Linked DNA regions of Homo sapiens: region 2 is linked to region 1. A link is an interaction called in ENCODE POLR2A ChIA-PET data of the cell type or tissue named here. Cell type or tissue: K562. All regions are shown on one strand. Links, peaks and the distances in the headings refer to the core of each region. The heading gives the core; the rest is flanking DNA.

What was found. ChIA-PET counts read pairs that join two places held together with the same protein. Peaks named below come from ENCODE experiments on the same cell type or tissue, not always from the same donor. Only the 100,000 strongest peaks of a DNase experiment are listed, where the experiment ranks them.
Region 2: POLR2A ChIA-PET joins it to region 1 with 5 read pairs; 2 of 35 experiments call an interaction of 5 or more read pairs at or near these places.

The regions. Positions count from the first base shown.
Region 1 is chr14:100,768,934-100,774,298 of GRCh38, forward strand. No RefSeq gene overlaps it. Among named protein-coding and RNA genes, the nearest start is that of MIR2392, 43 kb to the right of the region's middle. RefSeq lists an enhancer at 2,259-2,553. In K562, for the core only: a CTCF peak has its summit at 1,623 (motif pointing right); DNase peaks (open chromatin) are centred at 1,778 and 2,428; H3K4me3 peaks cover 643 bases.
Region 2 is chr14:100,578,067-100,583,431 of GRCh38, forward strand. All of the region lies in intron 1 of BEGAIN (brain enriched guanylate kinase associated), which reads right to left. Among named protein-coding and RNA genes, the nearest start is that of BEGAIN, 6.7 kb to the right of the region's middle. In K562, for the core only: no CTCF peak of the experiment used is centred there; no DNase peak of the experiment used is centred there; H3K27me3 peaks cover 1,456 bases.

The DNA of each region.
Region 1 (5,365 bases), core at 238-5,237:
TAGATGAAAGAAAGACGACTGACCGACTCCTGTGCAGAGGAGCACAGGAATGGCCACACCAGTTTTTCTCTCCCATCTTGTTTGCTCTTCCTGGCTTCATTCCCAGGCAGAGCCTCTCCACTCCCTGTCCCAGCAGCTCTGGCCTCAGGTCCTTCTAGCCTCAAGGTTTGATGACAGACACTCGCATCTGTGTCCCAGGGATAACAACACAAGTCCTAGCATCAACAGTGGTTGGCTTGGCTTGGGTTCTGACCCTCTCCCATGGTGGGCACAGGGGCAGGGCGTGCTCTGGCCAGCTGGGGATAGGGTTCTGCCACTCAAACCCCAAGGACTCATCGGGGGGAGGGTTGGGATGGAAGCGCTGCCTGCTGAACCAAGGGGGCAAAGGTTGAGTATGCAAAGCCATCCATGGCCACTGCAGACTCTTCCAGCTTGAACGTTCTTCCCCCACTCCTTCCCCGAAGAGTTCACTCGGCCAACATTTACCCAGCACCTACGGGGCGCCAGACGGTAGAGACACAAAGCACACACAATCGAGTTGAAGACGGATGTCCCTCTGGGGCAGACACGTGGCACAACAGGACACAGTCTTTGGAGCCCCGCCACTTCCTGGGCATCAGCCCTCTGGCCCTCAGTTCTCCTAACGGTCAAATGGAGCAGCAGTGACAGGATCACGGTGACGCCCCGGCTTCCGTGCTGGGCCCCTCGGTGGATGCTCAGCCACTGCTTGTCTTCCTTTCTTTCAAGCATTTAGAGAACAGAGGCAAGATGTAACTGAGATTTCCAAACGAGCTGCTTACGTGCATCCCCTTCGGGGACTTGCAAATGCTTTCCGCCCGTCAGCCTGGACTGTGCCCGGCATGCGAGGTGCCACGTCCTCCTTCCTGTTGACAGGCAGCTGGCGATCAATCGGTGCTAATGAAGCTCTGGTTGTGAGCTCCAGCGCGAGGACAGGCCTCCTGAGCACTCTCCAGACCCACTCCCCAGGCCCACTTTCCTCCCTGTTGAAAATAATCAGTGCTGAGATGTTCCGTGTGTGGTAGAAGAAAATGAGACAGTCTCACATCCAGGCTTTTTGCAGGGTGCAGGGCGTGCCTGCCCAGACACCCTTGAGTAAAAGGGAAAAATGAAATTGGTGAAATGTGGAATAATTTGAAGAAATTAGACCTAGTTTGTCCAAGATTAAGGGTAGTTCTTCATTAAGTGGCCCAATCTTTCTTGCTGGGGAAAAAGCAATCATTTCAGCCCTTTAATTTCCTTAAGCCTCCCTGTAAGGGCGGGTGTGCAAAGGCTTCTGGGGGTGGTTATGAGGTTGTCGTATTTTAATCACCCACGACTGGGCTTGCCAGGAGACACTGCAGACATTTCATAGAATTCTCAATCAGCCACTTTAAAAGCTCACCGAGAACTTTCTCTGGAAGTCCACCCAATTTTCCAGAGGGGAGGAAATTTCCATTCTCCTTGGTACCTTTGGATATGCTAATCCCAGGTAGCTTCAGAGTGGGGGTCCAGGACCTTCACTGGCTGGACCCTCACATTGGGGTCCAGGTTCCTCAGAGACCCTCTTAGCTCCCCAAGGGGTATATTTGCTTCACAGGTCCATGGGAAAACCACGAGAGGGCAGACGGGGGCTCTGGAGGTGGCTGAGAGCAAGAAGAAGGAAAGAACCTTCTAGAAGTTCCCACAGAAAGGAACAGGGGGCTTCAGAGTGGATGTGGGGTTGGGACAGGCACCTCTAAAGAGGGCCTATGTTCTCAGACATGGAAGGTGGGAGGAGTGGTCTGGGGACTGGGCAATGGCCCAGCAAGGTCACCATGGCAGCCCTGGGGCCCACTGAGAAGCACAGGCAAGGAAAGCAAGATTAGGATGAGTCCCTGGGGCCAGGTCTCACAGGGTCTTGGCAGCCTCTGTCCAGACCTGAGATTTGATTCCTGGGGTTTTAAGCAGAGGAGCGACAAGCTCTGATGGATGGTTCTTATAGGTGCACTGAGAGCTGGTAGGAGCTGGACTGTGAGAAGAGGGAGCCCCATGGCCTGGGCTGTGGCAGGAAGCGGCTGCTCAGCCAGGGTGGGTGAGGTTTGGTGGGAGGCAGTGAGGAGCCGCTAGACTTGAGAGTGGCCAGGCCCAGCCCTGTGGAGTTGCCGCGTTTGAAGGCAGTATTGGGGTGGAGGGTGCAAAAATTCCCCTCCACCCCTTCAAGGGTTTTTGGGTGAGAATTAAAGTGATACAAGACAGATCAGCAGGAGAAACGCACACAATTGACAGACCACACGACTCACAGGCATGGGAGCCTTCCTAAGGCCCGGAGGCGCAGTTACAGTTTGAACACGTAGGCACTGCCTGAGACAAAGAGCAGGACGCTTGAAAATGGGCCAAGGCCCAGGGGCCCAGGCTGGGGGCTGGCTGGGTGGAGAAGTGGCTGGGACGATGAGGATTAGTTTAACGAGGTTTGTTTGCACAGAGTTCCGTTGGCCCCAGCTTCCTGTCCTTGGAGATAAGAGTGGCAGTTTCCTTTCAGTATGGGGAGGACATCTTTCACATGGGAATTTCGTCTCCTGCTTTTGAGAAAGAAAATGAAGATCAGAGGGATCTTCTAGCACCTCTTGCTTTTCAGGTCCCTTTAACTCAAAATAATCAACATGCCAGAGTGGCATATTTTGGGGTGCAGATTCTTAATATTGGTAGACCCAACATTTGGGACGTAGAAGGAAAATGTTGTGGTGATGGATAGATGTGTGTGTGTGTGTGTGTGTGTGTGTGTTGGTATGCGTGTTTGAAGATGACCAGAATCCTCATGGAAAACAGCAAGTGTTAGGGACTTGACTGTAGAATGATTGGTGAGGTGTGTGTCGCAGGGAGGGTGGGTGATAAGATGACCCACAACAGCCAGGTGAGGTGGTGTGCAACTGTAGTCCTAGTTACTTGGGAGGCTGAGGTGGGAGGATTGCTTGAGCCCAGGAGTTTGAGTCCAGCCTGGGCAACATAGGGACCCTGTCTCTTAAAAAATAAAGATAAGAAAGATAACCTGCAAGGGTGTTGTAACGCCTGGAGATGAACAACAGCAGGAAGCTGTAATGCACACACACACACACACACACACACACCCCAAGGCCTGAAGGGGCAGGGGTATCCTAGAGTCCAGAGAGAGCTGGGGCCACAGTGAGGACAGAAGGGACCCAGCCACTGGCAGGACCAGGGCACCCAAGGAAAGGGAGCAGGGAAGAAATCCCAGCCTCCCTGTTCTCCCACTCTTCACTTGGAGCCTCTCTTGGCCAAAGCCAATGAACAGATGCCAGGAGCCCAGAGGACCTCGTGCCCGGGCCAGCCTCCAGGGCGCAGAGTGGGTGGTGCAGGGCCAAGCACAGAGGGGTCATTCTCTTATTTATCTGTGATTGTGCTTCGATCTTCTCTTTTCTTCTTTGATCAGCGCTCTTCACAGTGCCTCTCCGAAATGAAGAGCTTCTCTTGGGGCAGAAACCAACACGCTGCTCCCTTCTAGGAGAAAGTCTCACTCTGGGAGAAATGTTCACTGAGCCTCAAGGTGTGTTCCCAGACGGTCCCATGGATTTACACGCCGCCGGCACCAGGTGCTAAAGCAGCTCAGACCCCACTTTGAGGAGCTCTGTGTCCCTGGGAGGGAGAGCAGGTGTGTTGGGAGGCTGACCCACGTATTCCCTCCCTGCGGCCGTCCCTCCACAGAAGGCCACTGCTTCTGTGTGTGGCAGGGGGTGGGGGGCTCTCCACATACCTGTGGCCCTCTCAGCCCAGAACTGTTCCCTTTGCTGGCCCTTCCCACAGAACCCACGCCCTGTAACCGCCCAAGGCTTCCCCTACCCATGCCTTCCTAAACTGTCCCTTTAGTATTCGACTCTTGGAGTGTGCCTCTGCTTCCCACAGGCCCCTGAGCAATCCAACTACTGTCCTTTTGGATGAGGCTGTGGATGCTGAGAGAGGGGCTGTGGCTGGTGTGAGAGGGGAGGGGCAGCCCTGGTCAGGGGGTGAGGGATGGGAAGAGGCCAAGGAGAAGCGGCTGTGCAGACAGGGTGGCAGGTCTGGGGCTAAGGCAGGGTTCTGCTCTCCCTGTGACACAAGACACCCCAGGGAGGAGAAGGGGAGAGGAGAAGGTGAGACGCTGGCTGACAGAGTCCGCCAGGGAGAGCATCCTTCTAGGTCCATGGGGCCTGAAGAGACAGAGCAGAGGCTTGGGTTGTGTCTGGGCTCCGGGCCTGGCTGCCCGCTTCCCACACTGTCAGTCCTCTTTGAAAGGCCCTGGGATTAGGTTTGCCTGTTCAAACCACCCACCCTCCCATCCCTGGCAAGCTGAGCCCCAACTCTGGGGCCCCTGGAGGCAGCAGCCCAGCCAGCCCATTCTGCCAACACCATCTGGGCCCACTTAGGCCTGTGGTTGGGGCAGGGGGGCAGAGATGCCCTGGCCAGGCAGGGTTCCCAGCATGGGGGGCCGGGGGTGTCCCACAGCTGGAGGGCCGCCAGGGCTGGGCTCCACACGATGGCAGCATGTACGCACTGAAGCTCGCTGGGACCGCCTCGGCTGGGCTGGGACCCAGCACTGCCCTCGGCTCTCTGGCCCTGCTCCCCACTTTTGGAGGCGGCTGCTGCTGAGTCGTCCCAAGTGCTGTCTGGGAAACCTTTGCATCTCTCCTGGCCACCTGCTTCCCCTGGGGCCCATGAGGACCCCTCAGGCCCCAGGTCCTTCATGCGCAGCTCATCCACAGGGAGGGTCCTCCCAGGGTGGGCAGGGGCAGGGTGCAGGTGACTGGGGACCTCTGGTGCCTCCTCGCATGGGCTGGCATCCTCTCCACACCACGCAGAGCCTCTCCCAGCCCCTAGCTGGCCTGATCTTTCTCCTTTGGCCTGAGGGTGCTGGCAGGCGCTGCCCAAGGAGCAGGTGTTTCTCTGAGAGGGGTAGTGTGCTGGAAGGTGCAGTTTGGGGGGCCTGGCCCAGGAAAAATGGACAGATCCACCTGTAGGGCAGACAGGGAGGACCCAGACCCAGAGCTCCACCTGCAAGGTGAAAATAAAACCAGGCAGCCCTTCGCCCACCTGAGACAGTCTGGGCCCTTGGCTGGGTATGGGGTCCTGCCCTAGGTACTTCTCCACCTTCCTTCTCCCTGCCGGCTTCAGCATCTTCTCCTGTGCCCCAGACAATTGCACACTGTCCCCACTTTGTTTCTCTGCCTTCTGCTTTTCTGCTTCAAATGTTCTCTGCTGTGAACTTGGTCATACCCTACAAGACCCAGCGCCAAGGCCGGGAGCTGTGGCAGCCTTGGCCTCGGTGTCCCACTGCCCCAGGAGCTGTTGGAAGGAAGGCTCAGCCTCTGGGGGAGGCAGGGAGCTCTCCCCCGTG
Region 2 (5,365 bases), core at 320-5,319, 190 kb before region 1:
GGCCAGGGCTGCCTGCCAGATGCCCGCCTGCCCATTGATCCAGTGGCAGGGCCTCTTGGCCTCCCACCCCCAAATCGATTCTCACTAAATGAGAGCTGAGCTTCAGGGCTTAGAAAGTGCTAGAGAGGGGAAGGTCGTGTCCTGGGCTCTGCCTGGGGAGGAGCCCTCCCTGAGTGAGCTCCCATGGTGCACAGGGCCCTAGGCTGGGCCTCCCCCTCTCCTACTCTCACATCTCCTCTGCCAGGTGCGGTGCAGGGTGCAGGGGCACAGAGGACAGGCAGTGGACAGATGGCCACGGTGGCCACCATGATGGCTTGAGTGCTGGGCCTGAAGCAGGGCAAACTGGAACTGCAGCAAACCAGCAAATGGAAGGGGGTGGCAGAGGCTGCGGGCAGCCCACAGTCCTCCCATGCATCCTTATTACAGAGCCTTCATTTTCTTTTGAGATACAGGGTAGTCGGCTAAAAGACCACCTTTCCCAGGCTCCTATAAGCCAGGCCAGGAGGTAGCCAATGAACTATAAACAGAAGTTGGGTGTGACTGCTGGCAGAACTCTGCAGAAAAGATCAGACAGCCAGCCTGTGTCTTTTTCCCATTCACCAACCTCCTGCTTCTTCTCTAGAACATGGAAGTGATGGCTGGAGCTGTGGCAGCCATTTTGCACCATGAGACAAACTTGTGGCAGCAGCCATATATAAAAGATGGAGGAGCAGAAAGACAAAAGGAATCCGGATATCTCATGACCACTGAATCATCATCACACCAGCCTTGCATCATCTGCCTCTGGTACTTTTTTTTTTTTTTTTTTTTCTGAGATGGAGTTTCGCTCTTGTTGCCCAGGCTGGATTACAATGGCATGATCTCGGCTCACTGCAACTTCCGCTCCCAGATTCAAGCAATTCTCCTGCCTCAGCTTCCAAAGTAGTTGAGACTACAGGCGCCTGCTACCATGCCTGGCTAATTTTTGTATTTTTTGTAGACACAGAGTTTCACCATGTTGGTCAGGCTAGTCTCGAACTCCTGACCTCAGGTGATCCGCCTGCCTTGGCCTCCCAAAGTGCTGGGATTATAGGCGTGAGCCACTGTGCCTGGCCTGCTTCTGGTACTTCTTTAACTTGAAAGAAAAATAACCTCTTGTCTTTAAGCTATGGTTATTTCATCTCTGTTGGTAGCAGCTATGTGCAATTCTCCAATGATATACAGGGTTAGGGTGAGAAAAAGCAGTTGTTAACGCTATGAGCAAGAGCCTTTGGCACATGGAGGCCTCGGGTGTAGTTAGGTGGGAGTGGGGCCAGGGAGATAAACTTAGAGAAGGGTTAGAGCCAGACCTGGACCCTCCATCATTTGTGTGAAGGGAGACACGCCTGCCCACTGCACCCCACACAGAGATCCTTCCTAGGATGCGGCTTTAGGCTGCTAGACTGAAGGAAGGCTTTCCAGGGGTGGCAGCCCAGGCCCTTGGCCTGGTGGGCATTACCACCATCGCTGGCCTGGCCTCTGGTGCTGCTTGGAGCGAGGCTGAGGCCCTGTGTGGCATGCTCATAGCTGTACATCTGGGCTCTGTCTGGATGCCTCCATCAGGTGCTGAGGACCCCTGCTTTTCTGAGCTCTGCCGGACACCTCTCTGAATGCCCAAAGCGCCCCTGACTGAGTCTGCAAAACTCAGTGCGTGGCCTCACCATGGCCTCAGCCACCCAAGACAGGAACAGGGGCCGCTTCAACTCTTTCCTTCCCTCTTCCCTGTCCCCGCCCCTGGCTGCCAGGCCCTGGAGATTCAGCCTTTCTCAGGCCTGGCCACCTCCCTGCATCCTCACCATCACTTTGCTGGTACCAGACACTACCATGTCTCACTTGGACATCTGCGATCATCCCTTCCTGTGCCTCCTGAGTCGATGCGGATCCAGCCCGGCCTATCCCACAAACACGGCGAGTGTGACCTTTTAAAATCACAGACCAGGCCGGGTGCGGTGGCTCACGCCTGGAATCCCAGCACTTTGGGAGGCCGAGGCAGGCGGATCACCTGAGGTCAGGAGTTCGAGACTAGCCTAACCAACATGGTGAAACCCCATCTCTACTAAAAATACAAAAATTAGCTGGGTGTGGTGGCGCCTGCCTGTAGTCCCAGCCTTGGGAGGCTGAAGCAGAAGAATCACTTGAACCCGGGAGGCAGAGGTTGCAGTGAGCTGAGATCACACCACTGCACTCCAGCCTGGGTGACAGGGCAAGACTCTATCTAAAAAATAAACACATAAATAAAGAAAAAATAAATAAAATCACAGGCCAGGTGACTAGACAACGTCACACCTTCATATACACTGCAAGGCCCTGACAATTGCTGGTGTCTTCTCTCTCTCTCTGCTACCCTCCCGCCCCGTGCTCCCCGCTGCCAAGGAACGTCTCTCAGGTCCTGAATGTGCTAAGCTCTATCTGACCTCAGGGCCTTTGCACTTGCTTTCCCTCTGCCAGAAACACTCTCACTCTCTCCCTTCCCCTCCTTCCCATCATCTAATTCCCAGCTGACCTTCAGGGTCCCAGTTTCACAGCCTGTCCCCCTCTGTCCCTCAGATTAGATCAAGTACCCCTGCGGCAGCCCCTTATAGCCCTGGCCCCCAGCTGTAACTAATGTTTGCAATTATTTATTATCTGTGTGTGTGTCCCCCCGTAGAATGTAACTTCCACTGTATCCCAGCTCTTTGCATAGGGCCTGGCACATAGCAGGTGCTCAATGCGTAGTTCTTGAATGACTGACTGAATGAATGGCATAGCAGGTTCAGGCTGTCAGTTCACAAACATCCCCAGCCTGGTGTGGGCCTACTGTGACTGGAAACAGGATGAGAATATAGGGGAGGGATCTCAGGCTCTCGGGAGGCCACAGTGTCCTCCTCCCACCCTATGGTCCCCGACAGTCGCCCCTCTACACCCGGACAGCCCTTCCCCAGCAGCAGCCGTTCAGCCCCTGCCCTATTACCAGTGGGAAAGAGACTTGGAGGCTGGCAGATCCAAGTTCAAATCCCTTCTCCAACACTCCAACAGGCCTGCGGGCAAGCCACATCCCCTCCTCATCTGTCAGGTGGGCATGGGGCAGTACTCAGCCCATGGCAGTGCTGGGAAGTGGCATGAGCAAGGGACTTCAGGACTCATTAGCACTGGGGCTCTGATGTGGCCGTTTCACTAGCACGCATGGTTGCAGGAGTGTTCTGGGGGCTCTGGCCAACCAGTCCTCTGAGCTGCTTCCAGAGTTTCAGGCTGCATCAGGCAAGTTTCCGTTGTCATAACAACCTGCTGGCTCTCAGGCGCCTGGGCCTGAGGCTCTAAGGATGCTGCCGGCTACCGTGGGCTCACGGCCTGGACCTGCTCACCTACCAGCAGCCTGGACAACCTCTCCTGGAGGGGCTTCCGGCTCCTGGCACCGCAGCCCCTGCCTCTTGACTCATCTGATTCAGTCCTGCTTCCCAAGCCCATCCTGCGTGCCAAGCTCCGTGCTGTGCATGCGTCATCACCCCAAATCCCCACCCGCCTCTGTGCATCAGGACAGCCAAAGGCTCTATTTTCTGCTAAAAGAAGCAGGGTCTCAGAAAGGTGCAGTGACCCGTCGGAGGTCACATGGCTTGGGCATGTCAGGCCCAGGACAGAACCCCAAAGGTCAGGCACTCACACCCGTTTCCTCTCCAGATGCCCAAGCCCCTCTCCTGCTGCCTGGCACACACTGCCCCTGTGGTTGGAAAGCTGGCCCCTGCCAGCTCGGACAGAAGGGGCATGAGGCTGCCCACTGTCTGCTGGGATTGGAGCAGGAAGACCAGGCCACAGGATGTTGGGAGGACCCTGCCGAGTGGGCAGGCATGCCGGGCTTCTGCTGACAGTGCCAAACGTCACCTCGCTTCATTCTTACAGCAGGCCTGAAAGCTAGGAGCAGCTACCCCGCTTCACGGAGGAGGAAACTGGGCTCTGAGGGGTCTCGGGTAAACCCCCATGGTGCGGGCATGCGCCAGGGGCCGCAGCATAGGCCAGCAGAGGTGTGGTCACCTTCACCAACCTTCCCCTCGTCCCAGCACAGAAGTTTATTTTTTTTCCTTTCTTTCTTTTTTCTCTTTTGTTTTTGAGACAGGTCTCGCTCTGCTGCCAGGCTAGAGTGCAGTGGCGCGATCTCGGCTCACTGCAACCTCTGACTCCCCGGTTTAAGCGATTCTCCTGCCTCAGCCTCCCAAGTAGCTGGGATTACAGGCACGCACCACCATGCCCAGCTAATTTTTGTATTTTTAGTAGAGATGGGGTTTCTCCATGTTGGCCGGGATGGTCTTGATCTCCTGACCTCGTGATCGGCCCACCTCGGCCTCCCAAAGTGCTGGGATTACAGGCGTGAGCCACCGCGCCCAGTCAGAAGTGTCTATTATTATTCCCCTTTTGCAGTTGAGGACACTGAGGCTCTGGGAATCCGCACACTTGTGCTCCTAATCACCTGCCCCGCTGTCCCTGGATTTTCCACGCTGGCCTCAGAATCTCCAAGGGCAGCCATGGTCTTGATGTCTCCCAGTCCCCAGCACCCAACACAGGTGCCCCAGTTCTCTTCCTCAGATAGGACATGTACACAGCTGTCCAGGTCTTCCAGGGAGATCCCTGGGCAAGGACGCCCCTGTAGGAACCCCGGCTGGCCGCTGACCTTTCGAAGAGGTCTCACTGCTTCTTCCTTATTTCCTGAGTGGGTCTTCCAGGGCAAAGCGGGCCTGGAAAGGCCAAATAGCTGTTAGTTTGGGTTGGCTTTTCTCCCACCAAAGTCAAGGTGGGGTTAAGTCTCCCTGTCTGATCAGCCCCCTCCTGACCCTGCGCCTGCGTAGTATATGTCTCTGAAGCAGAGGGACATGGGGGTCTGTGAGCAAAACACTGGCATCTGGGAAATCAAGGCATGAGTGACCTGAAGCTTCACCCATTCAACCAACCGTCCTTCACCATCCACCCCTGTGACCGCTCACCCATTTACAGGTGCCATCCACGCACCAACACATCCTTCTGTCTCTGTGTCCCTCACCCGCTGATGGGCACTCATCTGTTCACTGGTCCTCTCACTCCCGTCTCCATCTGTCCGCCTGCCCATCCCTCCATGTCTGTCCATTCCTCTGTTACTTGTGTCTCGTATCCATGCATCCATTGCTTTGTATCCATTTGTGCACTGAGCTGCCTTCTCAGGCCTCTATCCACACATCCGTCAATATACACTCATCACCTATCCATGCACTCACTCTTCCAGTGTCCATTCATTCCTCTGTCCATCATTCATGGACATGTATTCAAGTATTCATCCACCCATCCCAACATCCAGGCACTACCTGTATCCATTTATGTATCCATTCCTTCATCCATCCATCCAAAG